2 separate regions of the Homo sapiens genome follow, and region 1 is linked to region 2. A link is an interaction called in ENCODE POLR2A ChIA-PET data of the cell type or tissue named here. Cell type or tissue: PC-3. All regions are shown on one strand.

What was found. ChIA-PET counts read pairs that join two places held together with the same protein. Peaks named below come from ENCODE experiments on the same cell type or tissue, not always from the same donor. Only the 100,000 strongest peaks of a DNase experiment are listed, where the experiment ranks them.
Region 1: POLR2A ChIA-PET joins it to region 2 with 5 read pairs; 1 of 35 experiments calls an interaction of 5 or more read pairs at or near these places.

What each region holds. Positions count from the first base shown.
Region 1 is chr3:83,513,341-83,515,840 of GRCh38, forward strand. No RefSeq gene overlaps it. Among named protein-coding and RNA genes, the nearest start is that of LINC00971, 1.4 Mb to the right of the region's middle. RefSeq lists an enhancer at 859-2,058. In PC-3, no CTCF peak of the experiment used is centred here; a DNase peak (open chromatin) is centred at 1,311; H3K27ac peaks cover 1,344 bases.
Region 2 is chr3:81,733,555-81,736,054 of GRCh38, forward strand. The region is part of intron 1 of GBE1 (1,4-alpha-glucan branching enzyme 1); the gene reads right to left. Among named protein-coding and RNA genes, the nearest start is that of GBE1, 27 kb to the right of the region's middle. In PC-3, no CTCF peak of the experiment used is centred here; a DNase peak (open chromatin) is centred at 1,397; H3K27ac peaks cover 1,138 bases.

The DNA of each region.
Region 1 (2,500 bases), 1.8 Mb after region 2:
TCATGATTTTGAAATACTTAACACTTTGTGTGATATCTCCAAGAGCATTCAGCTTTATATAAAAGCAGATTAATGCGTCAGTGGGGAGATGGGTAATGGAGTTAACTGTATTTTTCAGTCAGTTACAGAGAATGACAATCAGATTAAGGTTGGGCAAAGAGGAAGGGGTACATAATTCTGGTGAGGTATTGGGGAAATCAAGGCCCTTGACCCCCTAAACGTTCACTGAAAAATCACAGCTGGAAGGAGATTGATCATTACAAGAAAAAGTATAACAAACTTATTTAATGTGTATGCATGGGAGTCTTTAAAATGAAAACCCAAGCTTCCTATGAGGTACAAATCTCGTATGTCATTTTGACTTTACAGAAAAAATGCAGGCCAAGAGTGTGGCCGAACACAGGTAATATTGGTAAATTAGGTTTTACTGCCAGGACAGGTTATGGGGCAGGAGTAAAGAAGAGGCTTGGGTAGCAAAGGTAGCCTTGTTATGCAGATGAAGCCTTGTAGGTAGTAGCTCTCAGAAAGGATGGATAGTAAATGTCTCTTTTCATACCCTTTAGATGTCAGACTCTAAGTTAATCTCCCCTGGATCCAGAAAAAGCCTAGAAAGGGAAGGCCTAGCTGCATTAATGGAGATTCTCAACAGATGCAAATTTCCCCCACAAAAGACTTTGCAGGCGCATTTCCATTTGCTGACCCTGTGGCAGCTAGTTAAAATATGTCAGAGAAATATAATTTGGTGTAAAATATTTATGTTTCATTCGATATAATTTACAAAACACAAATGCACCCATTTTAAGTGTACAATTTATGATTCATATCAAATTTATCTATTTGTGCAATCATCACCAGCATCTGATTTTAGAACATTCCTAGAAGGTTCCCTTTACAGGTAATCCTCATTCTCAGGAAACTACTAATACTCCCCCAAACTCAGGCAACTACTAATCTATCCCCATATTCAGGCAACTACCCCCATACTCAGGCAACTACTAATCTATCCTCATACTCAGGCAACTACCCCCATACTCAAGCAACTACTAATCTAGTCTTTATATCTAAAGATTTGCTTTTTCTCAACTTTCTATATAAATGGAATAATACAATATGTGGTCTTTTTCAGCTGGCCTCTTTAAATTAACGTGATACTTTCATGTACGTCCGTGTGAAGAGACCACCTCACAGGCTTTGTGTGAACAAGGCTGTTTATTTCGACTGGGTGCAGGTGAGCTGAGTCAGAAAAGAGAGTCAGCAAGGGAGATGGGGTGGGGACATTTTATAGGATTTGGGTAGGTAGTGGAAAATTACAGTCAAAGGAGGTTGTTCTCTGGCTGGCAGGGGCTGGGGTCACAAGGTGCTCAGTGAGGGAGCTTTTGAGCCAGGATGAGTCAGAAGAAGGAATTTCACAAGGTGATGTCATCGGTTAAGGCAGGAACAGGCCATTTTCACTTCTTTTGAGATTCTTCAGTTACTTCAGGCCATCTGGATGTACACGTGCAAGTCACAGGGGTTATGATGGCTTAGCTTGCACTCAGAGGCCTAACAGATACATTCAAAGTTCAATCATGTAATAGTGAGAGACAGGATTAGCTGGATTTCCTAGGCCAACTAAGAATCCCTAAGCCTAGCTGGGAAGGTGACCGCTTCCACCTTTAAACATGGGGTTTGCAACTTAGCTCACACCCGACCAATCATATAGTAGAGAGAGCTTACTAAAATGCTAATTGGGCAAAAACAGGAGGTAAAGAAATAGCCAATTGTCTGTTGCCTGAGAGCACAGCGGGAGGAACAATGATCAGGATATAAACCCAGGCATTGGGGTGCTACCCTCTTTGGGTCCCCTCCCTTTGTGTGGGAGCTCTGTCGTCAGTCTATTAAATCTTGCAACTGCACTCTCTTTTGGCCTGTGTTTGTTATGGCTCGAGCTGAGCTTTCGCTCGCCGTCCACCACTGCTGTTTGCTGCCCCTGTCGCAGACCTGCCGCTGACTTCCATCCCTCCGGATGCGGCAGGGTGTCTGCTGTGCTCCCGATCCAGTGAGGCGCCCATTGCCACTCCCAATCGGGCTAAATGCTTGCCATTGTTCCTGCACTGCTAAGTGCCCAGTTCGTCCTAATCGAGCTGAACACTAGTCACTGGGTTCTACGGTTCTCTTCCGTGACCCACGGCTTCTAATAGAGCTACAACACTCACTGCATGGCCCAAGATTCCATTCCTTGGAATCCGTGAGGCCAAGAACCCCAGCTCAGAGAACACGAGGCTTGCCACCATCTTGGAAGTGGAAGCAGCTTGCTGCCATTTTGGAAGTGGCCTGCCACCGTCTTGGGAGCTCTGGGAGCAAGGACCCCCGATAACATTAGCATGTATCAGTACTTCGTGTATGGATATACAACATTTTATTTATCCATTTAGAAGTTGATGGTCACTTGGCCTTTTTCCACTTTTGTACCATTATAAAAAAAACAAAAAATATTTAAGATGAATAATTTTGGACATCT
Region 2 (2,500 bases):
CCATTTCTTAGGTCTGGTACACTCTTCCACCAGACAGTGCATGACTAATTCCCCTGCAGGTCTTTCCACAAATGTCAGCTTCTCAATAGTTCCTAACCTGAAATACGCCTATTTAAAACTGCCCCTCCACACTCAATTCCCGTTTTTATTATATTCTTCTATGTTTTCTTTTTGCCATGGCATTTATCATCCAATATTTGTGATGTTTATTGTGTATCGCCTGTCTCCTGCTGCTGGAAAGTAAGCTCCTCAAATGTATGAGCTTTATAGTCTCCTTGTTCACACCTATATTCCAATTATCTACAACAGTACCTGGCTCATAGTAAATACTCAATAAATTGCTGGCATGGATTCTGTTTCTACACTTGAACAAAAGGTGAGAGTTGTACAAATTTGCCTTTCCTATCTATATAAGTACTTATTTTCTGAAGCCATCTATTATTTTGCTAAATACAAACAAGATTTTATTTGATTAAGAGCATTAGGTATAATCAATCATAAACAACTTGAAGGCAAAAACTCTGGTTTATTTCTAAAGTTTTCCAAAATAACTTTTATTCTTACTTTTATATATAAAGCATTAAACTACAGAGTTGTATTTGTAAATGTTATGTTAACTTTTACATATGAAAGTATGTGTGTAAAATAAATACACTAAATTTCCTAAATGTATTTTCCAGTTGAAAAACTTCAATTAAAAAAATCTCCATTCAAAAATGAAGCTCAAGTCAAAACGCTACAGAGAAATTTGTATTTTAGAGGTCTGATACTGTGTAAGTTGTTCAAAGCAAGTACCTTCTTTTCAAATTACTATCAAGTTCTTTGTTTTCCTTATTTAATTAAACACAAGTCATTTGGGGAAAAAAACCTATAGACTCAATAGTGTTGAATCAATATTTGAACACAGTATTAAATTAAGTTTTGCAAGATTACCAACTTTAAAGCACAGAGTTTATCATCCAACATCTGGCACGTGTGAGTCCTACTAAACCACCTACTTGCTACTTCCTGATCATCAGATTCAAAAGCATGTTTGCTTTAGGGTACTAGTTTGAGATGTTTTCTACATATCTAGATGGTCAAGGTCTCCATGAGCCATATTATGATGAGATCAGAAGACTTTTATCACCCTGCCCTAAAACAATGAAGGTGTTCAGTTCTTCTCACTAGCTGAAGACAATGTGCCTCTAATCTAACTGGCACAGCAAGAAAAAAAAGATGCCGTATCAGTTGTGGCATTCCAGGTGCAAAGGACTACAGGAGTCACCCACTTTCTGTAGTTTTAGTTACCTGAGGTCAATGTGGTACAAAAATATTAAATGGAAAATTCCAGAAGTAAACATTCATAAGTTTTAAACTGTGTGTCATTGAGAATAGTGTGATGAAATCTCACACTGTCCCAGCTCCATCTCACCTGGGATCTGAATCATCCCTTTATCTGATGTATCTACACTGTCTATTTTACCTGCCACTTAGTCATTTAGTAGCTATCTCAGTTATCAGATCAAATAAATAGTATATGTAGGGTTCAGTACTATCTGCAGTTTCAGGCATCCACTTGGGGGCCTTGGAACATATCCCCCATGGACATGGGGTGACAAATGTATACTGATACTACATTTTGGAAAGCAAAGCAACTAAGAGTCACTCTCTGATTAGGATTATGTTACTCCATATTTGATCTCCAAGATCCATTCATCCAATCAGCAAATCAAAAAGAGATGTTATATTCTCCACTGAGATTGAAGTCTTTGAAGGTAGCCCTGCTCTGTGCAATGTTTGTAGGGATGTAGCACTGCTTAAAGTTTTGTCTTTTGTTAGTGAAGGGCAGTTTCAGGGGCTTCCACTTAGTCTTCCTAAATAGTCCTCACTCCACAAGGGGTCAATGTGAAAATTCTGCCAATTTCCAGGCTTGATGCAATCATGCATTCAGGAAGTGGGAAAATCACAGGACTAGTCAGCCAAGCCACTGGACCCATGGCGATGCGGATGCAGCTGGAAGTCAATTTTCCAGGCGACTTCCATAAGCCTTGACTCGAACTGATATGCCAGAGTGGCACTGCGGTCCCCCCAGGGATTAATCCAGGACCCATTTTTATTAATTTTCAAAAGTCTGGGCTTTTTCCCAGTAAACAGCAAGTCCCTTTAGGAAAGCCTTGGAAGATTTAAAGTGTACATTTGTGGTAGTATTTCATGTCCTTTCTCAAGGGAAATCAGTCTCACCTTCAATCAAGGGGCTCCAAAGGGCTCCTATTATCAGTAGCAAATGTCAAGTTTCTACTCCACACAGCTAGAATTTCCCCAGTTATAGAGATCAAGTAAAAATATGTTAAATGGCCAATTTATTGTATGCTTAAGGACATTATAACCAATTAGCCACGACCACTAAAGGCTGCATTTCAAAACACTGACTGCCACTCCACATCTAAGCCTACTATGAAAATGATAGCTACCTTATCCATGAAGCCAAAGCACTGCCAAAAAAGCCCTTTGCCACTCC